2 separate regions of the Mus musculus genome follow, and region 1 is linked to region 2. A link is a loop called in an ENCODE intact Hi-C map of the cell type or tissue named here. Cell type or tissue: gastrocnemius. All regions are shown on one strand. Links, peaks and the distances in the headings refer to the core of each region. The heading gives the core; the rest is flanking DNA.

Region 1 (16,195 bases), core at 5,009-13,008, 380 kb before region 2:
GGCTTGGGTACCAACTGTATATAGAAATGAACACACTTTTTAGTTTCAGGAAAGAGGAATCTGCACTCAGGTCAATGGTGAAGGACAGACATGGGCTTATTGCACTAGGTTAACTTGACTTTGAAAAAGAAAGGAGTTGGGGGAGACTACCAGCAGCAAACAGCCAGCTCATGATGATGTGCCCTGATACTAAGATAAACAGACAGTCCTGTACATGGGATATGGACTAACTCTGTAATTTACTGGAGAAAGACAATGGTTCTGCTAAACTAGATAAAGGTAGAACCATCTAAGTCAGTAGTAATGTTTTTATGCTTTGTGGACCAATTCAGCCCTGTTTGGAAAAGGCCATGGCCTCTGTACACATCGATGTGAAATTATTTTCACCAGTTAAGTATGCTACCATTAGATGTACTTTATTCAGGTTATTAATGGAACAATTCTCAAGGAACAACATGGGCGGATACTGACTTTTCAATATATGCAGACAATAAAGACAAAGACAATAAGGTTAAAATAATTTATTATTGTTTCATTTATTTGACTGAAAGTGGGATTACATCAAAATTTGAAGTAATGAGCCCAAAGAAACTTGTTTTCATAATATCTATATTGTATCAGAATGGAATTCCTCATTTAAAAAATTTAAATATTCATTCTTGTTATCTTTCCTTTTTTCTTTTCTTTTTGAGACAGGTGTCACTGTATAGTCCTAGCATTCCTGGAAATCCTTATGAAGACCAGGCTGGCCTTGAACTCACAGAAATCTTCCTTCCTCTGCCTCCTGAGTGCTGGGATTAAAGGCATGGATCACCGCGTCTGGCTTTCTTATTGTTTTTTAGTTATGTGTATAGATGTGTACATACAAGTGCAGGTGTTCATGGAGTCCAGGAGAGGGCGCTTGACCTCCTGGAGCTGGAGCTATAGACATTGTGAGACATCAAATGTGGGTGCTAGAAACTGAACTCAGATGCTCTGTTAGGGGTACCATAGTATCATAACTGTTGGGTCATCTCTTCAGCCTTAGAATTAAATTCCTCATAGCTGGAATACATTGCTTGTGGGAGGTGGAGGCAGTTGTAAGAAAAAAGGCTTTCCCCAGAACTATAAATTAGCAGCCTTGGGTTTTTGTTTCAATCCCCTATTGTTTGTGCAAGGAACCAGGTAGGGTTCTTTCTAAGGCCCAGTGAAGTAAGGCGTAGTCTAATGTTTTTGAAGGTCATCTTTGCCTCAAATGGATTTATGATAATCTTTGTGAGCACAGGTTCACTCTTTCAACGTTCTCAAGGCAAACAGCTCACAGACAGATCGGAACATGGGGTCCAGGATATGATATTGCGATCTAGATAAACATAAGAACAATCTTGCCATGCAACAGTGACTCCTGCCATTGCTAACTTCTGTGAATACCTGTGTCGTAAAGACCAGGCTTGCTCCCAACACTCGCTTTCACATCCCACCTAAGAGCATCATAGGTAAAGATGTTTTGTTTTTTTTTAAAATAACAATGTACACACTAGTGACCCTGGTGAATAGTTCTAAAAGACAAGTATTGTAAAGTTTTATATGCCAAGCTAGTGTTATTGAGTATTCCTAACAAGGTCAAAGTAAATCAAATGAGCAGGCATCCTAAGGTTCAGAGTACCCTCAAATGTCAAATGCTGTATGGCTGTTAGGATTGGTTTTGCATGGCTGCCGTTACCCTTCCTGAGGAGAAAGCTTTGATACTACAGGGCAGCGGAAATGTTTTCTGGTCCATCTGCCCTCATGAAGAAGAGGAAGAACAGGTTGGCAGGTGTGTACGATTGGGCAGATTCCTTCTCCAGCTGTTCTGACCTGAGAATCCACTGGCTAAGACAAGTAGCCACACCTGAGCCATCCAGGAGGTAGAGTTTAACTTTGCTAAGCCACCATCACTACAGCACTGGGTTCACACACCATCACTCCAGCCGACAGAACTCACTGTCCTTGAGAGACGCTCTCTCAGAAAGGGGTAGCTGCAACTATCATGAGCTAAAATGCATAAATGGGACATACAGCTTGCTACAAGCAGGCCATCATGACACCAGTTCATGGTGTGTCAAGATTTTCATCCTAAATAACTGATCTGAGCACCCATTAGCTGGTCACAAACTTATTGGACTTGTTTATAGAATTAACTAGGTGAGTTCAGAAGACACTAAGTGGAACAGCTTTCAGAAACCAAGAAGGGGAATTTTCCCGTCTGCTCAGGCACACATAACATTTCTTATCTTTCTCATTCACGTTTTGACACACGTTTCAGACCTTGTGTGGTAGTTCAAGCCTGCTTAGTAGCTTCCAGCTCTGGTACCAGACCCGAGTGACAAGCTGGCATTTTCATAGGTTTAATTTCAGAAACTGTAGTGTACCATTTTCTACTTTTCTAACCTCTTCGCCCTTCTTGTACTTTTAGGATATCCTATTATTCGCTTCTCTTCTCTTCATAATGTTAGGAGAAAGTAAGAATGAGCGACTATCTGTAAATAGGACACTTTAAAGGTTTTCATTTTAATCTCTGTTTTCGACGCACAGGCGTGCCAAACAAGCTTTCGTGAGGATCTACCGGGTTCAGCCTAGGTAGGACCTGAAATTTTCCGTTAACTAGAAGAAGTATCCCTTCATCTGCTGACCCGCTTTTCACAGCAGGTGTGTTTCAATTTCGAGAACTTCAAACAGGTCTCTGGACGGCAAAGCTAGCAGCCCACAAACATTGCCCCGGCGATGCTCAGGGGTTTGGGTCTCTACGACTAAAGCCCGCCTGCCTATGTCCGAAACTACCATCTTATTGGTCTATCCGTGCGTCTGTTTCCTCATTAAACCAATCATAGCTTCCCTTCTTACCCCAGGGACTTGAGAAACCGGAAAGAACCTCCGGCTGGTCGCTGGCCAGAGGGCGGGGCCGTGAATGAGTGACAACTCTGTCTTCCAATACCCAGCGCTATCGGTTCTGACCATTTTGGCTTCTAGGCTACAAAAGAGCGTTGATGCCGGCTGTAGCGATGAATCCTCACTGGCGTCTGCAGCACGGCGTTACCGAGGACCGGCTGCTACTGGTAGTTTCCTTGCAGGTGAGTGGCTTCGTTGTAATTGTTACAGTTGTGAGGATTTCTTTTCTTTCATGAGTGGCTTGCTGTTCTATCGTGAGAAGGCCGGTTGCTACCTTGCCCGGCTTTAGTATCTGGTGGGAACCTGATGCCCGCTTCAAGCGAGACCCTCCCGAGTACCCCAGCTCTCAGCTGGCCCTTTCTCAGCGAGCATCTCTCAGGAACAGTGAGTTCTGTCGGCTGGAGTGATGGTGTGTGAACCCAGAGCTGTAGTGATGGTGGCTTAGCAAAGTTAAACTCTACCTCCTGGATAGCTCAGGTGTGGCTACTTGTCTTAGCCAGTGGATTCACTGGAAGGAAGCAGGTGTAGGGCGAAGGCAGACCTTGATCCTAAAAGTGTAAGTTAAGGGGGGAAATATCATGGAAGGCAAAGAGGTTGTTGCATATTCAGGAGTCTCAGGAACCATATTCCGGGTTCAGGGGAACACTACCCCCTCCCCAGCACACACGCGTGCACGCCCGACCACCACTATCATGGCCAAAAAGTGTCATTTCTTTTTGTGCTAAGGGGTAGGAGCAAGTATTTCACTACAGTAAGTCAAAAGAAATGCAAAATTGTAATGAAGTTTATTATTAGACTTTGCAGGATGGAGCCCCCCCCCCCAAATTAGGAAGGGTTTATAGCCCGTGAATGGGGGAAATGGTTCTAGAATATTAACTAACAGAATTCCGACGCCTTCGGGAGGAAATAAAAAGTAAATGGTTACATTTCAGCAGCAGGTACAAACGTTTCTATAATAAAAGTCGTGTTAGTTTGTCTGTAAAACTGAATTTTCACATTTTTTTAAAAGAATTGTTTATTTTATGTATATAAGTACATTGTAGCTGTATTCAGACACACCAGAAGAGGACATCTGATCACTTTACAGATGGTTGTGAGCCACCATGTGGTTGCTGGGAATTTAACTCAGGACCTCTGGAAGAACCGGCAGTGTTCCTAACCTCTGAGCCATCTCTCCAGCCCAATTTTCACATTTTTTTCAAGACTGTTTTATGTGTATGATTTTTTTGCCTGAATGTATGTATGTGTACTCTGTGTACGCCTAGTGTCCATGGACCACCCCCCCCCCCCCGGAACTGGAGCAAATGTCTATGAGCCCCCCTGCAGGTGCTAGGAAGGGAACCCAGTTCCTCTGGAAGAGCAGCCAGTGCTCCTGACCACTGAGCCATCTCTCCAGCCCAGTTTCCACATCGTTTAAAAAGGCAGAAGTTACATTTCTAAGGCCCATGCCTTTATTAAAGGCTATGTAAAATTAAAGATAATTAGACAATTTTTCACTATCATGTCTACAAGGAAACTCTCACTGTATTGACCTCTGTATGAAGTCTATAGCAAATAAAAGTGTCCGGCTTCAAGGACATATTCTTTTGTGCCCATATTTAAACTGAACCAAACTAACCAGATCATTGTAAAAAAAATATTTTTTTAAAGGAGAGTATAGAAATCTAGTATAGCCCCCCAAAATTGTCATCTTTAATCTCATTACTCAGAGGCAACTGTTAAGTGTTTGGCTATTTTGTGTTAAGTTTCTCTTCCTCTTCACCTTTTATGGTTTGTGAGATTAATAGGGTTGTTTCACTTTATGAAGTGGTTGGTACATCTAACTTCATAATCCATGCATCTAACTCTGCATGCCTAGAGAACAGAGGGCAACATGCTTGCACTGGTGGCTTCTCGGATGTTCTTGGAATTGAAGCCAAGCGTGAGGCGGTGTTTGGAGAAAGAGAGCGAAGGGATTGACATCTGGGCATGGTGCCTTGCTCCTGTAATCCCAGGATTTAGGAGGTTGAGGCTGGAGGATTGCTGCAAGACCGTGGCCAGCCTGGGCCACATAGCCAGAGCCTGGATCCAAAGATATCAATAGCAAAACCCTTCCATTTAGAAAGACATGGCAATAAACTACTTTATAGAATGTGAATGTAACATCGACTTTACTAACGTGTTTGGACTGCACACTCTAATAGTATTTGGTGTGCTTCTAGGACTGCATAATTCATTCCGCCTTCCCCTTCTCGCACATTCGATTGCTGCTTGCTCTCTCCTGCTCAAGTCTCCTGTTTAACCTTTCCCTTCACGTTACTTTATTCCTCGATTTCATGTCTAGCCATACCATTAGCCCAGTAGAATCACTTTGACAGGCCTGTGGTCTGTACCAATCTGCATGAGTGAGCTAAATCCCAGTCCTTTCTACCTCTGTTTGCTAGAGTACCTCACCACAATTAATTTTATATTTCCTAAGGGAGTAATGCTTTTGTTATAACTTAGTGTTCAAAGAATTGAATGTATTCATTCTCCAACCGTGAGTCAGCTGCTAAACAGTGCTCCAGCGCAGGCTTTTGTGAGCTTTTGGGATTTGATGGACACAGTTTGTATTGACAAGCCTGCCACCCTAGAGCAGTAACTGGGGAGAGAAAAGAAGACTCTTGAGTGGGCGGTGCCCACACTGCTGATTGCTAGCAGGGTGTAGCAAGTACCTCGGCTCAGGCAAAGTCAAATCTCACGACTACACACGTGTAACTCTTTCATGTAAAGAGGGCTCTACCTGCTGTAATTTGCTGCTTTTGTAACCCTGTGTGTGTGTGTGTGTGTGTGTGTGTGTGTGTGTGTGTGATGTAAGGTTTTTGTGAGAGATGCCTGTGAGTGGCAGAGTCTGCTGCAGGGGTGTTCTTAGCACTTCACACACAAGTGGGAAAGTTACCACATCACCACATCAACTTTTAGGGAAGTAATAGTGGGATCTCAAGTGCTGCCAGGACTCAGTTTATGTTTAAACAGCCTGAGTCTGGGGAAGGTGTGTCTTGTTAAGACACTTGAAACCCTAAGGAATTAAATGCTGGGTTTCATTTGCCTCTTTCCTTTGTAATTGATGAGAGGCATCAGTAGTCTTTCTCCTTGTCCTCAAATACAGCCAGCTCATCTTCCGTAAGGCTAGCTGCCTCGTACAGTGGGGAGTAATGGTTGCTGAGAACTGTACAGTGAGGATCTGTACCAAGGAAAATCTCAGAGTACTCTGAGATGGGTTTTAAATGTTTAATCCTTAAGAGTAAGTTCTAGATTTGAGAGATTCTGGCCCCAAGTCCCTTATTTGATATTACTTGACATATTATGGTTAGTTTGAAAATGGGAGAAGTAGAAGTTTGGGCTTCTCTTTACCCTGTGACTTAACTGTCTCTTCCCCGAGTTCTGATACAAGAGTCTTAGGCGAACTTAACTTTTCAAACGCCGAGGGAGGGAGGAAGCAAAGTCCCATCGCTGTTAATTTGTAAACAGATGGAGGAAATAACATGCAAATGTGGGCCATGCGGCAGACCCAAGGGCAGACCCGAGGGTTTTACGTGCCTGTCACTCAGCCTGTCAGCTCTTTCTGTTTCTGCTTTGTCAAGAGAATTGAAGTTTGAAGCACAGCTTCATGGTGGCATTTATAGGGAAAAAAACTTTGGTGTCATAATCTAGATGGAATTTCAACATATAGAATATATGGAATATAGAGATGAAATTTCAAGATATAATGAAAGGTCTTCGTTATAACTGGCAAAAGGTCTTTTGAATTACCTGATTTTTTTTTTTTTTCCTGTACTGCTAAGACAACTGGTTAGGTCCTGCTCCTGAGCAAATCTACATTCACGTTTAGTGTACTGCAACATGATTTACAAAGAGGGTATGTCAAACGAGAGCCCATGTTTGTGGGAGGCTAACAAGTGAATCATTTCCCCATAGTTCTCCCCCCACTCCCCCCCTCGAACCTGTTCCTAAATACTGAATTAAGCACAGACTGGGTACTCTGACTTCAGTGTGCTCAATGCTGACTTATGTGAGGAATAAAACAACTCTGAATGGGATTCCATTCCCCAGGGCACTTTGCAGTTCTTTCTGGCTAAGGGTACAAACTGGTGGTTTGGCTTGTTTGTTTTGTTTTGTTTCATTTCCTTGAGACAAGGTCTCACTTATAAGCTGGCTATTTTATAATGTTGGGAGCACATCCATGTATGGGGTCTAGCTAAGCAGGGATTTGCACACCAGAGCCTTCTGGATATATATATATATATATATATATATAAATTCCACAAGATATAAATGGATTTTTTTCATTTTAAATTGTTGAAATTAGCCTACTGATAACAATAGATCATGTGAAAATGATATGAGATTCTAATTTTGATGCCACCATCAAATTATATCACATTTACTCACGTGTTGCGTACAGATACTTGCAGCTACAGAGACAAAATTGTACAACTGTACATATTATGACAGAGATCATATAGTCTGCAAAGCTAAAAAAAAATTGACTGCTTAGATTTTTACAGGGAATATTGCCAGCATCTTAAACAAACTACAGTTTCTTTCTCACTTATCTTTATTCCTTTCCAGCAGCTGTCTTCTTGGCCCAGGTTGTCACTGTATGTCACCAGGGTTTCCTGCAAAACCCCCCACAGCTAATATTTAGACTTCTCTGTGAGCGTGAATGCTTCCTGGCCCTCAAATGTGTGCCATTAAACCTCTAATGAGGTCTCAGTGTTTACATAAGAGTCGGCATTCTTTGGCACAAGGTCCTCCTTGAGCCTCTATTCAGTTTTATCTTTCTAGCCTCGTCTCCGCCTACTTCCTGATTATACCCTATGACAGAGTGACCATATAATTTTCCAAATGGGACACCTAGGTGTGAAAGGGGCCTTAGTAATAATTATGTTGGGGAAGGAAAAAAAAGCATAAAGCAATAGTGTTTTAGGCAAATCAGAGGGAATAGTCAGCTACTTCTAGTTCTCGCCATTTTGAATGGGCCTCCTGTTCTCTCTGCACCTGTTCCTGATTGTTACCTTAGGCCAGAACTCCACTTCTCTTTTAATCAACTTAAATTTAAATATCTTTCCAAATCCACCCTCTGTAATGCTGTGTCCATGGAGGGAGAGATGCTTTCTCTTTCCTCTTCCTCTTTTTTTAAGAATAAAGAACCTCTGCCAGTGTGACTTACTTTTCCTTGTTAGTGACACAGTGGCAAGTGCACACAGTCAGCCTTCCTCACTGCCGCTCTGAAGGCACAGTCCAGGCTGGAGCCTGTTTTCCTCACAGGCTGACCATTGTGCTGGGCCCAAGTGGCATCGCTGCACGTTTGGAAAAGTGAATCAATCGACTGTGCTGGGAAGGCTGGTGAGGGCTTGGCTTGCAGAATGTGAATCATTCCCTTTAACGTGTTGAAAGGAGTGAGAAAAAAAAATGAGGTTTCGAGGTTTGAGGCCAGAGCCTGGGGTTCCAGTGTGGCAGTGCAGCAGAGTGGTTCAGGGCATGGGTGTTTCCTTGGGGACAACTGAGACTGACTTGTACTTCTGCCACCTACAACCTGTGCTAATTTAGGCAGGTTACTCCTTTCAGTTCTGCATCTGTAAAGTGGGCACAATGGGAGGTACCCCATGGATAGTAGTTGAGAGTTTGAACATGCACTCTGAATAAACTGCTGTGGTTAAGACCACCACCACCACCACCGATAGCTGGGGTGGGATCCAAGACCAGAGTGTAAAAGAAGGAAAGCTGGAGGAAATGCAGGACTGAACTCATAGTCTGAGCAGCAGACTGAGGTGCCCTGAGAGAAGATGGTCTCCACATAGGCGTGAGTAATCATGGTCTTTTGAGAAATCACTTCAGTAGAGTAGGTAGGCAAGGCACACATTTGTAGATACCTTCATAGTCAGAGGATGAAGAAAACAACGTCTAGGACTAGGGGATGGCACAGTCCTGTGCAAATGTGAAAACCTGAGCTTGGATTCCCAGCATATCCGTCCATCCATCTGTCCGTCCCTCCATCCATCCATCCATCCATCCATCCATCCAAGCTAGGCTTGGTGGTGCATGCCTATTATCCTAGCACTGGAGATGCTGAGACGGGGGAATCCCTGAGGCTTCCTGGACAGCTAGTCTTGTTCAATCTGTAAGATCCAGGTTTAATATGGAGTCATGTCTCATGATGATGATGATGTAAAAGCAATAGAGGAAAACACTTGGACAGTAGCCTCTGACCTGTGTATACACACACACACACACACACACACACACACACACACATGTACACATATATAAAGCATGCACACATGTGTTGTAGGATATTTGATTACACTGTGAACTTTGAGATTGTGTTATTTACTAGAAAAAAACAAACCCAAAACCCAACTGTTTCTAGTTGTGGTGTGACTCAGCCCTTGGCACACACCTTTAATCCCTCTGGGTGGAATACAGACATGCCTTTAGTATACACCTTTAATCCCAAACAATAAAGGTAAGGTTTATTTGTAGAAGGAAACACTCTAGTTTGGAAGTGAGTTCTAACTGAGGGGCAGGCAAAGTGATGGATTAGAGGAAGATTTGACAGAATGAGTCAGAGCTAGGACACGCCCAACTTCCACACGAGAGAGGAAGAGGAGCTGCTTAAGAGCAGTGCAGAGAGAGAGGGAGAGGGGAAGGAGGCAGGTTTCCTGAGACAGTTGCACAGAGACAGGTTGAAGAGAACAAGCTAGACACATGAAGACAGAACGAGCCAGAGAATGAGAAGGAGCCAGAAGATCAGAACAGATGGCTAGAGTGAGTTTGAGGCCAAGCAGAGGCTGAGAGAGAAAAGCCATATTGAGTCAGTCAGCTTGGAGCAGAGCTTGAGCCAGAACAGCTGAGTTGAATCAGCCTGCCAGAGTTCAGAAGTAGAAAGGGCGAGCTTATTCAGCAAGACTCAGAGGCTGAAATCATTCTAGGCCTAGATAAGACTGTACGAAGTCTAGAAGCTTCCAGGACTAGGACTCAGTTAGCAGACTGAGGCAGTAAGCCTCAAAGAGAACAATTGCTACAGGAAAATAAAAATTACATCACACCTATGTCATACACACAGCTACCCTTAGATGACAATAAGGAAATGTCTGGAAAGAAGGGAAAACAGTGGAGAGAAAGGAAAGGCAAGACAAGCTAGAGTCGGGTAGAACTATGTTGGTTTAGAAAACGTTTCTTCAGGCAGACCATACTCTTAAAAGTAAGAAGCTGCAGCTGGAGAGATGGCTAAGCAATTAAGAGCTCTGGCTGCTCTTCCAGAGGACCTGGGATCAGTTCCCAGCATCCACATGGCAGCCCACAGCTGTGTCTAACTCCAGACCTGGGGATCTGACGCCCTCTTCTGGTCTCTGTGGGCACCAGGCATACTGCATGTGGTGCAGAGGCAGACATTCAGGCAGAACACGTTAAATAAACTCATTAAATAAACAGTGAAAGGAAGAAACTCTAGGAAATAATAATCCAATCACCTATGCAGACTTTTTTTGATCGTAAACTACTGATTGAAAAATCAGTGCCTAACTTTGGTGTCCGTAACTTGCTGAGAGATTAAAAACAGCAGCCACAAGAACCAGCTGCAGGGTGGTGGCTTTTCCCAAACAGAATGGAGCGAAAATGAAGCCTGGTAGGGGTTTTAAGGGACTGGGTTAGGATTTTGGAGGAAAGGAACATGGTCTCAGTTACAAAGGTAGCTTTCCCATAGGCTGCAGTGCCTGTTTGGCCTGGCGAGGCTCATCTGCAGCAGTGACAAGCTAAGCTTCCCTCCGTAGTCCTGTGTTTCAGTACACTTTCTGAAATGGCTGTGTAGACACGCACGCGCACACACACACACACACACACACACACACACACACACTGCCTTGTGCTGAGGAAGAAAGGACACAGGTTACAGAAAAGCGCCATCTCTTCCTAAGAGTTGCCTCCAATACTCACACAGTCCTCAGAAGTCAGCACTCCTGCCCTGCCTGTGGTCCAGCAGTCTCTCCTGCACACATCAGTTTGTTTGCAGCCCCAGCCTTGAACTTGTCAAACTGACCAGCATCTCATATCTGTTGCTAAACATGTGATAGGCCAGCTTCAACAGATGCTAAGAGGGGTCTTAAAGCTAACAAACTCAACAGTGCCTTTGCACATGTTCGCCAGCTGGTTAAATAGGCAATTAGTTGTACCAAATAAGAGAGTAGGAAGTTTATTTTACCTGATATGGATGCTCTAGTTTAGTACCGTGTCCTGTGTTCACCTCCTGTAAGGGAAAAGTGTATTTGCATAGGTTTGGGGCTGTAATACTGTTCTGCTATACTACGTGTATTTTCAGTAAAAAGAAAGTCAGAATTGTTTTGTTTTGTTTCCAAAAACATGGAAGCAAGTTGTAGCAGATAAAGACAGGAAGCTTGGTGGTAGGGTTCTGAGTACTGGATCTTGGTGGTAGGTGTCTGAGTACTGAGGCTTGGTGGTAGATGGCTGAGTACTGCTAACACCATCGATACTTGTTTGGTTCCCTTGATATAATTTGTAACCAAGACTGATTGAGAAGTGTTTTTTCTTATAGAATTTGTCCCCATGCCTATCTTCGTTTCCTCTTCAATGATGTGATAAAATGCTTAGATAAAAGCAAATTGAAGGAGAAAGGGTTTATTTAGTTCAGGATTCCAGATTACAGTTCATCACTTGAAGCAAATCAAGGCAGCAGGAATGTGAAGCAGCAGCCACTTCACATCCACAGTCAAGGGCAGAGAGCAGCGAGTCGATGCATCTGTACCGGTGTGTGTTCTCCGTTTCATATAGTCCTGGGTCTCAGGCAGGGAGTGCCCCCCTGCACTGCCACCCCCAACACACACAGCGGCCGAGTCTTCCTAACCTCAGTTACACAGTCAAGGTCATCCCCTAGGCATGCTCAGAGGCCCATCTCCTAAGCGACTCTGAATGTCAAGTTAACAGCTAATGCTAAGAAGATGCTGGTCTTCATTTGAAGGAAAATCTCTTCTGTTTAGCCTGGAGGCTTCTTACTTGGCATGCCAAAGTAAAGGCTGAAGTAGAGGAACAGTTGATAGCATGCTTCTCATTTCTTACCCACAAAACAAAACACATGATTTGCAAGATTGGATATGGTTTTCAGTGGGCTTAGAGCATCTCTTACTTGGCTGATAGAGACTTTTGAAAACAAGAACATAAAAATACCTTTCTTGGGGCTGGAGAGATGGTTCAGCAATTAAAAGCCCCGGCTGCTCTTCCAGAGGACCTGGTTTCTATTCTTAGAACCAACATGGTGACTACCAACTGTCTGTAGCTGGATCTGCCACTTTCTTCTGGCCTTTAGTGGTACCAGCCAGAGCCATACACGCTGGGAAAACATCCATACACAGCAAAAGGTCTAACTCTGTACCATCCACATCCACATGAATTCATTGGCTGGTCTTTCCCAAGCGAAGCTGGGGCTTTATCAATGTGATTATTTCCCGGACATAGTCACGGGCAAAGCACTGCCCAGGTGACTTCCATCCCTTTCTCTCTTTGCCACCTCAGTGGCCCCTAAGGCTGAGAGGACAGGCATTGTGCTGTCACTCTGCAGTTGCCCAGCCATGGGAGGTGCTTCCTCCCGAGCCTTTGTTCTTGTCAGCATTGGGTGCATCTCTACTCCATATGCACCAAAAGCCAAACCTGATGTTCAGCAAGAAAGAATGAATCCTAATCCTGGTAGCCTTCCAGCTGCTTACAAACCACTTCAGTCACCGCTAGTTACTCCTGAAGCCTCATCTCATTGGAGTGTTTCCCCCTCAGACTCTCCAGGAATTGCTTAAAAAGAGTAGAATCCAGGTAGAGGCCACCGAACTCTGTCGCTGGTGGTTATATAACTGTGGGTGAATCACAGCTTAAGCAGGACAGAACATCTCCAGTTACTGGAAGTTGCCAAGAATGCAGAAGCCAGGCAGGCCCCAGTCTTCATATAATCTTTGCTCCCCAGTGTGGAAAAAACCCCTGGGGTGGAGATGGAGAGTGCCAGCCGAGCATCGCGTGTCAGTGGAGAAGCACTCTTCAGAGGCGGATGGATGCAGCCGGCTCTCCCGGTTCTCCGGGGACAGACTAGGCAGGAGCTACAGCATAAGGGAGCTCGGACTTGCCTTAGAGTTGCTTGTCCAACTTTAGTAGATTCTCCTCACAGTAATGTGGCTGATGTGAGTCGAGTTTCTGCAGGACAGGGGAGGAGGAGGAGGAGGAGGCAAGGCCGCCTTATCAGTGTGGTTCCCTGCACTCGCAAGGACCTGTTTCTGTTAATCTGTTCCTGCAGACAGCATTTCTCAGCTGTTTACATTTGATAGCTTGTTTTGCACCCGGATTTATTCCTGCCAACAGCAGGTGAAAATTTGCTTTCAGTGACTACTTCATTTGTTCTTGTTAAGGACACTTTATAGCATTTATAACTTTATTTGAATGCCGAACTATACCTTTTATATAGGGTATGAGTGTTTCCCATACCCTAGATCTGTGAGCCTGTAGCATCAGAGAGCTGGTTGCTGCCTGTCAGAAAGATGTTTGACATAGATGTAGTACTTCATTGAGGTAACATGTTTTTTAATGTCCACAATGAGGTAAGGCTGGAAAGACACTGAAAACCCCAAGAGAGAAGGATGCTTTCATTGTAGCGTCAGCTGCTGGAAGCTGGGCGTTCCCAGCTACTCGTTCGTTTTGAGATCTAGAACGCATCCCGTGCTGTCCTCTCCTTAATAAGCATAAACTGCTTACTTTGGGTAGAAACCCACCATTAGAACGGAGTGTTGTCATTTTATGTCACGCAATTAACATGCTATCTAGCCATCAGAAAATGTAAGTCAGTGAGGTTGTCTGTAATTATCTGAAGAGTGTTTCTATATGTGCCAAAGTGTGTGATCACCAGTTCTGTTTGATGTCAAAACTGTTCAAAGGAATTTCAGTTTATCTTAGAAACTGGCTGTTGTATAATTGTTCTCCGTGACTGGGTAGTCATTTGAGGGAGGAATATAATATGTATTTTTTGTCTTCTTTTTCTAGATATACTGCTGTTCTTGAACATCATCCCATTGAGAACCCCAGGGTAGTTCAGCCACCAGCATGTCCAAGCACAAACTTATTATACTAAGACATGGAGAGGGCCAATGGAATAAGGAGAACCGATTCTGTAGTTGGGTGGACCAGAAACTTAACAACGACGGACTGGAGGAGGCTCGGAACTGTGGGAGGCAGCTCAAAGCTCTCAACTTCGAGTTTGATCTTGTCTTCACATCCATCCTTAACAGGTCCATTCACACAGCCTGGCTGATCCTGGAAGAGCTGGGGCAGGAGTGGGTGCCTGTGGAGAGCTCCTGGCGTCTGAATGAGCGTCACTATGGAGCCTTGATTGGCCTCAACAGGGAGAAAATGGCTTTGAATCATGGTGAAGAGCAGGTAAGGCTCTGGAGGAGAAGCTACAACGTGACCCCACCTCCTATAGAGGAGTCTCATCCCTACTTCCACGAGATCTACAGTGACCGGAGGTACAAAGTGTGCGATGTGCCCTTGGATCAACTGCCACGTTCAGAAAGCTTGAAGGATGTTCTGGAGAGACTTCTTCCCTACTGGAAGGAAAGGATTGCTCCGGAAATCTTAAAGGGCAAAAGCATTCTGATATCTGCTCACGGGAATAGCAGTAGAGCTCTCCTGAAACATCTGGAAGGTACTGGCTTTCTGTCCTGCTTCAGAGCTTGCTAAGAGTTGTGGTTGGGTCTTATTCTAGAAACCGAGCTACAGTGTGCTGCCCTCTAGCACCTCCTACCTCACGCCCCTTGTCACTTCATATTTAAGAAGCCATTGTTCTAGAAACCAGAACTCCTGTAGTTCTTGGTGCTCATTGTGGCTGAAGCTGAGGCTTTCAGACACATGCGGGGAGTTCAGTGTGACGGAGCGGTAGGGTTTTGGAGTTTCAGAATTGGGGAGGTACATCTAAGACCTTGCATTTCTGAGCATTTACGGTGATAACTGCTGCTCTGGGGGCTCTGCACTTTTAAAGAGCTCTGATCTGAGGGATCACCTGCCCTCTGCTGTAATGAGAAGAGGCTAAGAAAGGAAGCAATTTTACAAGTTTATTTTAGCCTTTTAAAGTAAATTATCTAGAATCCAGTTTCGTCTATTTTCTTCCCATGTCAAACAATTGTGGCTGTGTTTTCAGACGTGGATTTCCTGAGCAGTTCTTTAGTTGCCGTTTTCCAGACCAGGCTTAGTCACTGCTTATGAGAATGCTAGAGGGGAGGAAAATCAAACATACGGCTTTTTTCCGAATCTCTGCTAAAGGAGAAGACTAGGGGCTTCTGTTTGTCTCAGTCACTTGATGTTGAGTTCTAACACAAGGACTCTGGGCAATCCGTTCTGGGGTGCCAGTGACTGAGGGTGACTTCCTCACTCCTGCTCTCCCTTCTCTCACCCCCACGGCTGTCCCTTTGACTCTTGTACTCCATGTCTTCCTACAGAATAGGAAGGGCTGAAGCTCTGTGAGAAAAGCAGGGGTAGGTGGCTGACCCCAGAGCAATGGGTCTCTGGGAGATGATGGCACTGTGAACATTTTATTGTATGGCTAGCTTGCTCTAATTGTTAGGGCATTATCTAGACCCGATTGACCACTTAGATACCTGACATCCACTAGTCATGCGGAGGTCTAGAATCTACAAGCTTTATCAGCTGTTACTGAGTTTATCGGATAACCATGGTGGTTATCCTTTTGTGTCTGTATATAACTTACTTATTCAAGAATGTATAAGGTTCTATTCTTAATTATTCAGGAAAATCAAAATATGATTAAATTATATGTAACTGTATCATTGACAGACTATAATTATTTATTGTTCAAAAGAGTTGAGGGCCCTGTTAGAAAAACAAATTGAAATCTAAAATTTCAATGTTTCTGGCAGAATTTATATTCTACACAACTTCTTTTAGAGAGATGGTACTTATATCATGTTTTAGCCAGGCTCCCTTCCCCAAAGAAAATACCACTCCTTCAGGGGGTTCCTTTTAGCTAGGTGAGTGAGCCCTAAAAAAAAAAAAGAAGAAGAGGAGGAGGAGGAAGTTTCCCTGCCGTTTAGTGCTATCTACTCCTCACCCGTCTACACGGATGTGGCTCTTGAAGATGGTTCTGTATCCCTAGATGCCCATCCCGCCTCCCACCCCCAGCAGCACATGATGGTTTACTGTTTGTGAATGATCTTTGTAAGGGAGCTAGGAAAAGGGCCTCACCATTGGTAATGAAGGAGTCAATCAC
Region 2 (14,601 bases), core at 1,848-9,847:
AGTAAAAGCTTTACCCTTATTCTCATCAATCAAGGAAAGCCTAAACCTGGTGGAAATCTAAATTGTTAAATTGACACTTGTTATATAAAACTTCAAATGTATAAAAGTTTGAGACTACAAACTCTAGAGTTGACTATGTGAGTATAAGCAAAGTAACAATCTGGCTCCTCAGAAGACTGAGGAGTGCAGAGATATTCTCTTAATTATTTTTCTGTTTTCCTTGCCCTCAAAATTACTCCCCCATATCAATTTTTCATAATATTTGTATTATTTGGGAATTTTACATCATGAACCCCGAGCTCACACCCTTCCAAGTACTCCCAGGTTTGCCCATGCACCCTTGTGGCCTCCCACCACCACCACCCAAAAAGAAGAAGAAAGAGAAAAGAACAAAAGCAATAAAACCTAACAAGTCCAATTTGTGTTGCCCATATACTCACTGGGGCATGATCAAACTCCCAGTGGCCAGCCCTTTAAAGGAAATTGAGTCCTTCTCCACCCACACCCACACCAGAACCCATCAGCTGTGGCGAGCTATACTCTAGCATCTGTATCACAAGTTTTAATAGTTCTCTTCAGTACTTTTCTGTCTAGGCTGTTACTATTGGCAGCCAGGGTTAGCTGTTGTTACAGAAGCCTCCTAGGTCTCTCTCTCCGTGAGTCATCAGTCATCAACACCAAGGCAAAAGTCGTTTTCTTGCCCATTACAGTCGGCAGGAGCACAGAACACACACATCCACATAATCTCTAGTGTCCCCATGTGCCACGGACCTCATCTCCAGTAGCAGCACAGACCACAGACATCAACACAGACTTCTGCTGCAGTAGGAACATGGACCCAGACATGGTCCTCAGGAGCAGTGCAGACCCAGATATCACCACGGCCTCAGATGGCTGCACAGAGCACTCTGATCAATCGATATGGCCCCTGGCAGCAGCATAGCCCACAGACAACCCATGGCTGCAGGTATCCTGTTCTAAATCTCTTATTGCATCATTTACTTTCCGTGGGTGGGGATGTATTATGCTCATGCACTATTGGGTCACATATGCCATGGCACACAAGTGGAGATCAGAGAACAATTTGTGGGGGTCAGTTCTCCTCCTACCATGTGGGTGTAGGGATGGAATTCATGTGCTTAGGCTTGGCACCAAGTGCCTACACCCACTGAGCCATCTAATAACCCCTCCCCTAGTGTCTTATTTGCTATAAATACCTAACATGTAGAGGACAAAAAAAAAAAATATGTAGGCCGTTTTCACACTCTGCTCTTCACGTTATAATTTTAACTTAAAATGTTTAAGTATGCAGCGCTTCCATAGGCCGTTCTGTCTTATCTTTATTATGTAAACCTAGCAGTACATCTGGAAAGCCTCTGCTTCTCCTTGAAGATTAAACCCAAACATTCCCTTCTCTTGAAAACCTCCATCAGATCTTCCAGGAATTTACAGTAACTAGATTAACCAGCAAAGACTTTAAATGGTATAACTAGGCAGTGGGAGAGAGATGAGTAAGACCTATTGAGATGATCATATGGTTTTTGTCTTTAAGTCCAATTATATAGCTTATTACATTTACTGCTTTACATATTATTCTTTTTCCTTTCATTTCTGCTCTGATTTTTTTTTCCTATCTGCTGGATTTGAGTTTGGTTTGTTCCTGTTTTTCCCAATTCTTGAGATGCATTAAGCCATTGATTTGTGGTCTTTCTGATTTTTTAGTGTAGGTTCTTAGAGCTGTAAATTTTTTTCTCTCTTAGGATCACTCATAACGTGTCCCAGGGGTTCTGCATGGTACATTTCCATTTAACTCCAGGATTGAAATAAATAAAAATTCTTTCTGTATTTCTTCTTTGACTCATTCATCACTCAGATATATGCTGTTTTAATTGCCAAGGACTAAACTCCAAACTTTTTTTTTTAGGGGGGATGGGCAGGGCTCTTTATTGTTACACAAAAGGTACTTTTAGCTAGTCAATTTCCACATACCAAAACCTTATCTGATCTAGGAATTGTCTGAAGGAGCCATTACCTAAGCAACTCTCAGCCAAATGAGACTTCTCTGTTTTCCAGGCACGTCTGAATTATGGGAAGGCTCTGAGAGTCCTTTAGAAGAGCAACCCCATAAACCTCAGAGAACAACCACTATTTACAAAAGGCAACTTCAAAGCCTAGGCACCATCATTCTGGAATCCATTTCAAATACATCAGCCCTGCTAAGATTCTGCTCCATATTTCAGGGCCAGTGAGCAGCTGAGGATGTAAAGGAGCCCTGCTCCAGGCCTCATTATGTGAAGTGAATCGCCAGAACTCACGCAGAAAGAGAGAAACAACTGCAAGTTGTCCTCTGACAACCACAGTGTCTGTGTGGTGTGTGAGCACTCACACACATAACAAACATAGCAAAAACACACTCAAGTAAAGGTACTAAGTCCTCATAATAATGGCAAGGAGGCATGCCACCGTGACTCCCTCTCTCCCTTCACTCCCCCTCCAAGCTGCAGAGGCAAGGTGCTCCAATCACGTACAACTAGGAGGTTAGAGTCACCGGCTGGCTCCTCCGCCCAACCACAGTACAAAGACTCTTCCCAACCTTACAGGCTGGACATACTGGAACCAGTCACCTTTGCCCAGCTTCTTCATAAGGTAGAAGATGCGCGTGGGAGCGAATCATCAAGCTGAGAGATCAGACTACTGTCTAGAGTACCAGCAGTACTCTAAGAAGAGCCACGTCATTCAAAAGAGGCAACAGCGTCCCTAAGTGCAGCTCCACAGGAACAGCACAGATAGTGGGTCTCAGGAAGTCAGACATCAGAGCAAAGGGCTCGGAGACTCTCCCCGAGTAAATTTGTCTGGTAGGGTGTGAGGAAGTTCAGGGGCAAAAGTGGTGTCTCAAAGGGGGTGAGGGGGTGGGGTGGGAGTGGAGGACTTAGGCTTCCAGTTGAAAATGGCAAAATGGTTGATATTTCATTTTTTTTTTCTTTGCAAGACCTCATTAAAATGGCACTTTCTTTTAAAGGCAAAAGGCTGAAAGGACAACAGTGGGAAGGAGACCAGCTCTGAACTTCCTAGCAACGGGAAAGGCAGACAACATGGAACTCGGCCTCCAGGTTGCATGGGAAAATTAAGTTTAAAGAAAAACACTATACTCTATCCAACTTTGAACAAGTTTAAGAATAGAATAAAGATATCAGTTTGACAAATTAAAAAAAAAAACAAAAACAAAAACAAAAAACCTTTGGTGTCCCTCATTTCTCAGTAAATCACCTGGAATTTATTCTACCAAAAGTGAATACAGCAGAAAAGAGAAAAGCCTGGGACCCAGAAACAAGAAATCTAACCTAGCATGGCGGCAAAGGGAACCCCTGGGATGAACCAAGACCCAGTTAGGTACAGGGTGTCATGTAGAAAGTAGAGAAAGCCGCCAAGGGTTTAGCGCTATTGGGAGCTGTCTACTGTCTTTGCCAAGCTCACCCAGTTCTGAAGCTGCAGAGATCATGTGAGCCTGGGAGGCAAGAGTCCCCTCCCTGCGATCTCAAGACTAAAAGCTTTCTTTCTCTTTTACTTTGAAATGGGAACACAGTGTTTCTGTTGCTCTATAACTGTTAGATATAACTTTGCTAACGGCAAAGTTTCCAATCTAGAGACACAGTCAAGATCATCGGTTGAGTTTTGAAAGGAGAGTCCAAGGCATAGGTGCCTTCCAAAGGAATGAGAAGAGGGGACCCAGGTTCCAGGAGCTACACTGGCTGGAAGCTTGGCCATGTGAACTAAGGTCCCTCCCTAGAAAGATTCTGGGTCGTGTTTCTCTAAGAGTTGCAATGCCCTGGAGGTCTGGAAGCTGGTATCAACTTTCGCACAGTAAAATCGGGACCCTCACCTGGCTCAGGCAGGGTGCGCCAGTTGTGGGTCATGTGCTCCCATGAGCAACAAGTTGTTTACACTCTTCATTTCTGAAAAGTCATAAGACACAGGCAAGTTAAAAAACGAAAGTGAAATCAGCTGAGAGTGACATCAGTCAGCACAAATGTACCAAAGTTCAGAGCTGTTTACTTGAACGCGACTGCCTGCGAGTGCAGGCAGAGCCCAGGAGCTCTGAGCTGTCTGCTTGCAGCTTCTCTCCTCTGCCCTGGTTTCTGGAGCCTGACTTTAGAAAGCAGCCCAGGAGAAGATCGACTCCCCAGACAGACGCTGATTTCCTGTGTCACCTTTTGATGAGTGTTCCTGGGCTCCAGCGTTGGTTTTTGTAAGTACACCCCCACAACTCCACAAGGGATAAGAGGTGTTTAAGTTCCCAGACTCCACATTCTAGCAACAAACCAAGGGGGGACGCTTTGCTTGGTGTCGGTGGCCTCCTCTCTCCCCAGAGAGTGATATAACCTTTCACCTCTGTCCTGCCCCCATGCTCGTAAGCATCACTGTGTGCATCTCTGCCTCAAAAACTCTGTAAATGGTTAGAAACACACAGGTAGCTGCATGCAGCCTGGTGTTCAGGAAGCTTGTACCATTAATACCTGTGGCTTTGGGACACATTGTTCTCCAGAAGTAGGCAGGCAGACAAAAACATGTCACTACAGCCAAACTGATACCAAGATTTGAAAAACACAAAGAAAAGATCTGTGTTCTTGTCCAAAAGAGAATTATAGGACATAAAAGATTTTAAGACCTGATATCAGCCCCCAAAGGAAACTCATGGAGGGGGGATTGTCCCTTGAAACAGGTCTTTCTTTTTCTTTTTCTTTTATTTTCTTTCCTTTTCTTTTCTTTTCTTTTCTTTTCTTTCCTTTCTTATCTTTTCTGGCTGATTAATAACTCCCATTACACTTCTTTAATCTGTAAAATCAAGTTGTTGGATAGGAGAGAAAAGAAAAAAAAAAAAAAACGGGGGGGTGGGGGGAAATCTTTCAGAGACAGCTGAAGTGTGTTTTCAGTATTTCCTCCTCTCTGGGTCTTCCTAATCGCAGGTCTGAGAGTCAGCGCCTGGAGCAAGGCCTCACACATCCCGTTTTCTAAGCTGCTATTTTAGTCCCCACATTATCGAATTACTAAGGCTATGGTGGCTTGCTCTATAATCTCACTTTTCACCAACAGCACGTAATTCTGGGAACATTTTAATGTGGCCTTCACTGGGAAACACCACAGGACTGATTTTCTCCACCTCTCCTCTCTCCTGTGCACCTGTCTGGGGATGCCTTGACCACCCGTGGCCTCTCCTCTCCTGTGCATCTGTCTAGGGATGCCTTGACCACCCATGGCCTCCTCTCTCTCCTGTGCACCTGTCTAGGGATGCCTTGACCACCCCTGTGCTTTTGAATTGGCTCCTAAAAGCTGCTTCTCCATTCTAACACACAACTGACCTCCGTTATGCCTGACATTGTAGTACTCCATCCTTTCTATGATACTGCCTAGGGGTAAGGCGGTAAAAGTGGGTCATTTGGCCAAAAACACAAACCTTAGAGTCAGAGTCACCATGTTAGGAAGCCAGTCTTGGCATCTGGAGTGTCACTGAGGATGCTAGCTACAGTCTTTAGGGAGAAGAAGGTTACCCAGCGTACCTTGGAGGCACTGGAAAAACACAGATCTTTTTTTTCTTGCTAGGTTCATTCTTCTGTGAATTGTTTGTATTACCGAATCCCGTTTCACACAGCGCAGTGTTTTTCTTGATGTTTGCATGAACATTCCATACATTGTGTGTATTATCATCTCACATTTTTGGCAGATATTCTCCATGCTCATTGACTTTTAATTCTGTATTGTTTTTACTAGTGCACAGAAATTTCCATTTTTTTAAAAAAATAGCTAAATCTATAGTTTTCCTTGTAGTTTTGATGTGCTTTTAAGTTCAGAACGTACTTTCTTATTCATAAATCAGAGTTTATTTTTTTCTAGATCTTATTTTATATTGGTTCATTCTTGAATCCATGTGAAATTTATTTTGGCATATGGCATAATGTCCTAAAATAGTTCAGAGCTTTTTTTTTTTTTTTTTTTTTTTTTTGGCTTGTTAATAACAAGCCAGTTTAGCATCAGCTAGCTATAGCTAATGGAAACTAGGCCTTAAACCTAGTATCTCCAGTATGTGTATGGCTGTTCCCCAGCCCTGTGATATGGAACCATTATTCCTGCTGGTTTCTCTCCCCCTCACTTAGCCTTGTTTAGATCCTCCCTAAATCTTTTCAAAATTATCTTCTTAAAACTCTATGTAGTGTATGTCTTCCAAGTGGAGCACAAGCTTATCTGCGGGGGAAGTCGGGGTCAGGGGAATGTTGTTTGTTCCTCGTGTCTTTGATTCTCCAGGGCTCCTGGCTCAGGGACCTCCCAAATGCATCATTAGTGGGGTCAGGAGATGAAATCCTAGCCTGGGAAGGGGATGGCACAGTTCCCTCCTCAGAACTGCAGGGAAGAGCGGCAGAGCTCAAGAGCAGAACCAGGTCCTGGGAAGCCTGGTCCTCAGCCCAGGAGTCGGCTGCCTCTAAGCATGCTGGGAGACCTACCAATACAGAGAGACAGAGGTGGGACTCATCTTTAAGGGTGCTTTTTTGTCTTCAAAGTTTCTGTAACCTTTGTTCCTTGCTAGGTTATCTGTTACCCAATGCCAATAAGCAGCAAAACATTGGAACAAATACAAAGTTAATATTAAAGGAGCCATTTAAACAGTTACTTCAACTCTTGCTGTCCACGCCTTAGCCTGGACCATGCTTCTGGCTTTCTGTCACAGTGCCCTGGTACAGTCCTATCTCTGCTGGCCAAGCTGTTTTTATTTACACAGCAGACTGATGGTGAACGCAAACATTCCAGCATTCCATAGAGGCCACCTACACTACTAACCACACCCAGGCCACAGCACTGCCCTAGCCCTGTCTTGAGAAACTAGGACATGGGCTCATGTTTCTGCCAAAGGAAGCACGACACATTTCCCATTCTCCTTCCTGTCTATTCCCTGAGAGCCACACCTAAGCCACAGACACTAATCTTAAACACAGTTACAGGAGGCCAGCGGCCTCTCTGACAAGGAAATGGGCAAACTTGTTCTCCCTGCAGCCTGTCAGAGCCTATTGTTCTGCCTTCCCTCACTGCTCACACGACCACCCTCAGCCTCCACCTTACTCTTCTCCCCATAAATCGCTGCCTCAGCCTCATGATCACAGGACACACGTGCACTTAGCATGTGCCCAGAACTGGTTCAACCACAGAAATACCAACTCTGTCTCCCAAAGTCCCATGCAGACCCAGAGACTGTAGTGACAGGAGAGGGACTTGAACCCAGGTGTTGTGGGAGTAATTTTTTTTAACAACCAGAGGACAGTGAAGCAAGTGAAAAAAAAAAAAAAAAAAGAAAGAGGAAGGAACTTATGAGAAGTTGTGTGTGCTGTGATGTGTGACATGTGCTGCCACTGACAGCCAATCAACCATGCCTGCCATCCAGGGAATGTTTGTTGAGTGCATTCTAGATGCCAGGAGCAGCCTTGGGTATTAAGGACAGAACAGAAAAAATTTAGATAGATCATACATACATACATACATACACAGAAAGAGTTAGAGAGAGAGAGAGAGCAAGAGCGAGGTGGGGAGGGAGGGGGGAGGGAAGTGGGGAGGGAAGGAGGGAAAACTGAACATAAGTAAGGAGCTGACATAGTTGGGAAAGTGTTTGCCATGCAGTTGTAAGGACCTGAGTTTGACATTCAGTATCCACATAAACAGCTGAGAACGCTGGCCTGCGCTTGTAACCCCTGCACTTGGGAGGCAGAGCCAGATGGAGCCCTAGGGCTCACTGGCCAGCCAGCCTCGCCTAATGGGTGATCTCTGGGCCCTGTCTCAAAAAAATAAGGTGGATCACATTCCTAAAGAAAGACTGACACGCCCAAGGCTGTTGTCAGACCTCATCTGTCTACACAGAGAACAAAGGAAAGCAAAGCAAACTCAACAACAGACAAAGCCTTTGTTGCCCTGGAGGTCCAGACGCCTGGAGGATGGGGTAAGCGGAGTGCCTTCTGTCAGACAGTCAGACGTGCTGATGAGCAGGGATGAGATGCCAGGCAGGGCTCACGGAAGAGAAGGGCATTGCAGTTTCCCCAGTGGTAAGCAAGGAAGGTGAGTCTAATCCCAGGCAGTCATTTGAGCAGAGACCTGAAAGGGGAGTGGGTTGGAAACAATGGCAGGAGTCTTCAGCTTGTCTTAGGTTTCCAGAAAATACCAGGGAGGCCACTGTGGCGACTGAGGAGGAGACAGCAAGAGGACTGGAAGTCTGAGGCAGGGTGTGTAGTGACAATTGGAGGGGTCGTCTGCTAAAGAAACAAAAAGAAGGCCGGAGCATTTTTAATGTCACCCAAGAGACAAGAGCTCCGGAGTAGCAGCGGATCCTCACCCTACTTGGGAACTCGCTCACGGCCCACGAACGCCTGCCAGGCAGAGGCTTGCCAATGAAGGAATCAGATGTTAGCCATCTAGGTGTGTTTCTGGAGAGGGAACACCGGCTGTGGGGACTTTCTGTGGAGGAACTTCAATCCTCTGCATAGTATAGAAACAACAACAACAAAGCATAGGTTTGTTCTGTGGGGCTAGCCGAGGTAGAGAAGACAAAGTTCATGGGGACGTCATTAGAACACAAGAGGTGACAGGCTGGTGTGTCTCGGGAGCTAGTTAGCCCTGCCCTCTGAAATCTAGACCTGAATCCCACAAGACACTGGGGAAGGACCTGTGAAACTACCAGACACTGCAGGTTGTTTCCATGTGAGACAAAGAAGAGAAAGGGGAACTCAAGGATTCTCAAATACCGACCGTGCTAGCTGAATCGTGATGAGGGCAGTGACAGACTAGAAGTTATAAATAAGTGTATGCTTAGGGGAGCCCTTGATGTTTAGATAATCACCAGTTTTGCATTGAAGGAGACAACTGTCAGGTTTAATAAGCTAAGTTATGGAGGTTGGTGCTACGAACCTTCCCTGTGACAGGGAGCATCAGGTACTGTGAGCAGTCTGCAGTTTCACTCAGAATCTTGAACTCGGAGCAAGTGTCAAAAGCAACAGCCTCCCTGCCTTTCCATGCTTGTCCAGTGTTCCTCACGGGGGGTGGGGGGGGGGGGTGGGCGGGGTGGGGGGGAGGTAGTCGTCTTAGAGCCAGGGCTGCAGATACAAGGCTGCGCTGTGCGGAGGTTCTCTGCTTCACTCGCAGCTTCTCCCGCTGGAGACACTGAGTTACCAACCCTTAAGGCTGTTAAAACAGTGGTCAGGGATCTGAGGTCTCTCTCGGTTTCACTTTTAAAATGATCCTGACAAGAACATAACTATAATTCGGAGTGAAATGATTTCGTGGCCATGGCCCGTTGGATCACTAGCCCATTCTCCACTAGGATAATTCTAGAAATGCTTAAACAGCAAGCAAGCAAACCCCAAACTCAGACTGGCCTTCCTCTTTCCACAGCTAGGAAATCAAGCAGACTTCAATCACCGAATTCTTGGGTCGTTCTCATGCCGTGGCCCTCAAACTCACATGAACTGGAAGCTCAGCTCGGAGTTCCAGCTGGGGACTGGTGCAGCAGGGAGTCTCTGCTTTACTGTGGCCCAGGGACAAGCCTGGGGGCCTCTGCCCTCCAGAGCATTCACAGGACAGGGAAGCTAAAACTCCAGATGGTTCCTTTTCCGTAGCTTTGGGAGCAAACCCAGGGCCTTGCGCGAGTTCAAAACGTTGTCTTTCAAAAGCAAAGAGACTCCACCAAAGAGATACAAACGGTCAGTAAACACTTGAAGAGGCTGAACCTTACTGTCTCTGAAGGGAGCGTTGAATAGCAGCGGCTCATCAATATCCAAGATGAGGTGACTCAAGAACAGGCGACACTTGAGAGGTCGGGGTCAGATAGGCATTTGCCAGCAGGCAGCGCATACCCACGCCCCAGTTATTCAGGAGGCCATAGCTCAAGACCAGCCTGGGCAGTGTAGTGACCTCATCGCTAAAGTGGAATTTACGAGTTAAGCTCAAGCCTGGTGATGGCTTGGGTGAGTAACGAGATAATGGAGATAGTCGCCAGGTCTGGAAACCCACATCACTGTGGGAGGAGAGAACAGACTCCTGCCAGCGGCCCTCTGCCCCACACCTGTGCTATGGGCACACACACAGAACATAAAACAAGGTTGTTTGTTTTTTATTGTTAAGCTGCTATAAAGATGAATGTATTCACAAGCATTTCACATAGCATTATTCATAAGATTATGAAATGTAAAGAATCATTTATAAAAACCTATTAGCCCTAACAGCTCCAGGAAGCCCTTAAAGGTGACAGGAAGCAATTGCCAAGATATAAACATGCACGCTATAATGACATATGGGAGATACACTCGTGAATGGACGCGACCCTAACTGCAGAGCATTCGAGAAGATGCGCTCACTGGTCACTCTGACCAGCAGTTACAGATGATTTTTTTAATCTTTCTCCACACTCTGACATGTTTGGATAGTTTTCTGAAACCAGGATGCATTGCTTTCTTACAAACAGGAAGAAGAAGTTCATCTAAAAGTGCCCACGGTGACTCAGCAGTCTCGAGAGCCTCTTGCTCTTTGAAGGAAGTATGAGGCTTATCATTACAGGAAACTGGGGTCCTTTGTGCTGACAGTGTGATTGCCAGGGCTGTTAGAAAAACCAGGACGAGGTAGACTTGCCGGGACAGCTAAGAGAGTGTCATCAGGTTTTCAACCAAGTATATAGGCACCGTGACAAGGAAGTGGAGAAAGAAGGGCTAGTCACCAGCCTCAGAACTCTGGGTTTCCAGTATAAAGTCTAACGGACGCCCCAACACTGGGGGTAAAATGCAAGCCATGGACAGAGCCCCTCAGAATGTGCTGCCTCTCACGGTGTATGCCTAAGGTTACCAGAGGGCATCTGCATTCGTTCATTCCACAAAGCGTTCATCCTTCTGAGGATGGGACAGATGAAGACTGTCCCTCAGGAACACTGCATCCCGGTATCTATTCCAGCTTCCAGCCTTCCTGAGGCAGCTGGAGAGAGGCTGAGCGTGGGCACAGCCTGGGCAGAAAAGCTTGACCACAAGAAAGTAAGGGCAGAGGACAAAGAGACCTGAGTCCCAGTAAAACTCAAGTTCTAGGACAGACCAGATGCTAGAGAGCCAGGCACAGGAGCAAGGGCTGAACTCTGCCTGCCCCAAGGCAGAGCAAAGCCAGGGCAGGCCTTCTGCACATGCCCGGGCCTGGGTTCCTTCCCCTCCTGTTTTCCATTGCTCTGCTCTCCACGGCAAACTTTTGGGAAGTCAGGCATGGCGGTACATGCCCGTAATCAGCATTTCAGAAGACGGGGCAAGAGGATCTTAAGGTTTGAGGACAACTTGGGCTACATAGAGAGACTCTTATTTCAGAACAGGGCAAAACAAAATAACCCACCAAAACCTCTAAAAAAATCAGTTGGGAGAAAAATGAAGCCACAAACAAGGGGTCCTGGCAGGAGCTGTGCTGAGGTGGCCCTGGCCTCCTCTGAGAAGCCAAGTTCACTGCCTGACCGAGCTTCAAGCGTGGTACTGTTTAACCTAAACACACACGATCCAAACAGGAGGCTCCCAGTTCGAATCCTGGTTGTTTCTTGGGAATGCAGGCTGTGCACCGGTTATTTCCTACAGCACCACTGGGTGAACAGGAGTTCCCCACCCAGAAACGCACCCCATATCCTTAAATATCTAACCCCTCTTAAAATACACATATAGACTTGGCAAAAAAATTTCCAAATGACCAAAACCATTTAAAATATGCTGGGAATTTTTCCATACCACGGCTGCATGGATTAATTATTTCATCCTTCGAACCTAGTGGCATACAGACAAGAGCTGCCTTTTAGTCTTGGCAAATCCCTCTGGAACAAGCATCACTGCTTCAAGAATTCCTAGTACATTCAAACAAGGCCTCTGGGCTCCACTGGAGGGAAGCTACAATGAGAACCAGGCACCGCTCGATGCTGGGTAGAGGCAATGTAGATTCAGACCTCAATGTTCTAACCTTACTTGTCTACTGCCAGGTGGCTGCTAAAGCCAACCAATGAATCCCTGTTGTGTAATACTTGAAAAGGATGCCCCCTCCTCCCACTCGCCCCTACCCCACCTCTTTAAGGCTGGCAAACATTCTTTCTCTCTTAATTCCTTTTGGTTCCTGTAAAACAAACGTGATACACAGAGACTGTACTGCACCGTGTGCGAGGAGCCATTTCCCCAAGGAGTCCCCTGAGATCCACAGGGTCTGTGGGTCCTTCCCCGGAGCCACCAATGCTGGGCCGCACCCAGCTCTGTGGATTAGCCCCTGGGACTTGGTATGTGGGCCTTGGTGCTTGGGTCTCACAAGGTTCCCAGCTCTGCATTCCTCGTCACCCCTGCTGTTTGTCTTTTCTTTTATTCCTTAGTGGGAAATGCACATAGAAAAGGGCAGTGTGCAGACTACTATTTTTGAGGCAATTGGGAAAAGTCCTTCTGAATAAAAATGTAATGAAAAGATTTTTCTAAGTAATGAGAGTGTGGTAAAATAGGCTCTTTGATATACACTTAAAGAGAGGGCTTGACATCTGTAGGTCCATCTGGCAATACATAGTCGGCCTATGGATTAGATATTATGTAGCCATTAATCATGTTTGAAAATATATCTCAACAGCTATGAAAAAATGCCCACAACAGTCAGTGAAAAACACTGTGCTTTAAAGACATATAATCACATAGGGGAAATGTCTGTGAAATATGAACAGTGGTTTTACTATGGTGGTAGGATAAAGGGTTATTTTAATTTTTTTCTTTTAAAAAGTTTCCAGAATTTCCTAGACTAATAGATTACTGTTGTTATGGGAGGAGGGGACAGACAGACATGTTTTAAAAGCAACATCATACAATAGTGTGATTTCACCCAAGGAGAGGTTCAGTTCCCTAAACGGGGAAGGAGGCACAGGCCACTGATCCTTCACTCAGGCTCACATCCAACCAACTGAGCCATAGAGCTTTGCTGACCACGCACACCCAGCCTGCAGACACTGGGCTGACTGTCATGTAGCCTAGCTGGGTAGTTCTGCAGTCATCTAAGTGGTTGTCAGCAGCAACTGAGCTTAGGCTCAGTCAAGCCTCGCGCACCTACCTCAAGCTGCCGTCCCAACTAACCGTGAGGCTTGCCCTTCACCCTCACACCTGCAAACCCACCTTTATGAGGACCTGAGACACTCTCAGAGAGCCCCCAACAGCCTGTGATATCCATGCTGCGGGAAAGCCCTTTACCTGAGGGCTGCGGCTCAGGATACTTCAGGTTTCCACAGCTGCCCAGTTCCTTCTAACCTCAAAGCAGTGGACCACTGTGACTGGGACCTGGCTGTGACTTGGGACCTCCTATCTTCATGAGGACAGAAAGAATGGGAACTTGTAAACACAAGGAAAGGGCTAGATATTCACTGCTGTGACCTTTTCCAGGTCTCCCTGCAACAGCAGAAGATATGGCCTTCTCCAGGCTGTGGCGGAACAACCACCTGCCCTTCGTGGGCATCATGATCCTCTTGGCCGCGGCCCTGTGCCTGATGTTCTACGCTCTCCTCTGGAAGGCTGGCAACCTCGCTGACCTACCTAGCCTGAGAATCGGCTTCTACAACTTCTGTCTGTGGAAGGAGGACATGGGCTCCCTAGCATGTTACAACTTTCCCGAGCTGGACGTGCTGGGCATTCCTCAGGTTGGACTAGCCCTGGCCAGGCTCGGTGTGTATGGAGCCCTGGTCCTCACAGTGTTCGTCCCTCTGCCTCTCCTCCTTGCCCAGTACAACAGAGATGAGGGAGAGTGGCGGCTGGCCGTGTGCTTCCTGGCGGCATCCTCCATTCTGTTGGCCGGAGGACTAAGCCTCTTCCTCTCCTTCGTGTGGAAGTGGCTCAGGCTCTCCTTCCTGGGGCCTGCCTTGCCAGCTCTATGCCTAGCCCAGCTGTTACTCATCTTCTTGCTTGTGGCCACGGTTAGGTTCCCGCCACGGGATAAGGAGGACAAGAACCAGTGGGAGAACTGTTAGTCCGGTCTTACAAAGGCTTATTATGGGATTGCAAGGGTTCGGTTCCAACTGTGCTCCAAGAAGGTGCCAGAGGACCTGTGCTGAGTAGTTCTTCTCAGTCACCCTGTGTCATAGCTAATGTTGATCTCCAGCACAGCAGAGGGGACCACTCACTGTGCAGACGGGCTGTGGTGTCAAGGAACCCAGAGGCGGCTTGGAGGGCTGGGGTACCTGCAGTTTCTTAGGGTACCATGTAGCTCATTAGCACAGGGATTCCTATAGTCCCAGGCAGGTGGGAGTCTGTCAGAGGCCAAACTTCCAAGCTATCTTGGCAAAGTGTCAAACTAGAACTCTGTGATGGTTATGGCAACAAATGGGATGATTAGGGGAAAAACAAAAAACAAACAAACAAGCAACCTGCTTTAACACCGAGTCCTGTCAGCACAAAGAGAAGCCTCACTGGCTTTTTAGGGTCCCCTGAAGGGGTCCCTGGACCTGACAGCAAACAGGAATCAGCTGTTAAGCCATCCTCGTGACCCAGGGATGCAGACGCAAAATGTGTCAACTCCTGGAAGGTGAACAGGATTGAATAGTCGTCACAAACACAC

What was found. A loop is a pair of places that touch in the nucleus more often than their neighbours do. Peaks named below come from ENCODE experiments on the same cell type or tissue, not always from the same donor. Only the 100,000 strongest peaks of a DNase experiment are listed, where the experiment ranks them.
Region 1: it touches region 2 in a loop (2.1-fold over the local background); 2 of 42 quality-filtered maps call a loop at or near these places.

Annotation. Positions count from the first base shown.
Region 1 is chr6:34,473,334-34,489,528 of GRCm38, forward strand. It overlaps Bpgm (2,3-bisphosphoglycerate mutase), which reads left to right and starts at 3,023. Exons shown (of 3, transcript NM_007563.5): 1 at 3,023-3,089; 2 at 13,957-14,617. The coding sequence starts at 14,017. In gastrocnemius, for the core only: no CTCF peak of the experiment used is centred there; DNase peaks (open chromatin) are centred at 8,211 and 9,724; H3K4me3 peaks cover 1,357 bases; H3K27ac peaks cover 3,338 bases.
Region 2 is chr6:34,859,095-34,873,695 of GRCm38, forward strand. Tmem140 (transmembrane protein 140) reads left to right here and starts at 4,052. Exons shown (of 2, transcript NM_197986.3): 1 at 4,052-4,246; 2 at 13,434-14,601. The coding sequence starts at 13,457. The coding sequence ends at 14,014. Agbl3 (ATP/GTP binding protein-like 3) reads left to right here. Exons shown (of 20, transcript NM_001289656.1): 20 at 1-365. It overlaps Cyren (cell cycle regulator of NHEJ), which reads right to left. Exons shown (of 4, transcript NM_001135611.1): 4 at 12,677-14,601. In gastrocnemius, for the core only: no CTCF peak of the experiment used is centred there; no DNase peak of the experiment used is centred there; H3K4me3 peaks cover 6,884 bases; H3K27ac peaks cover 7,835 bases.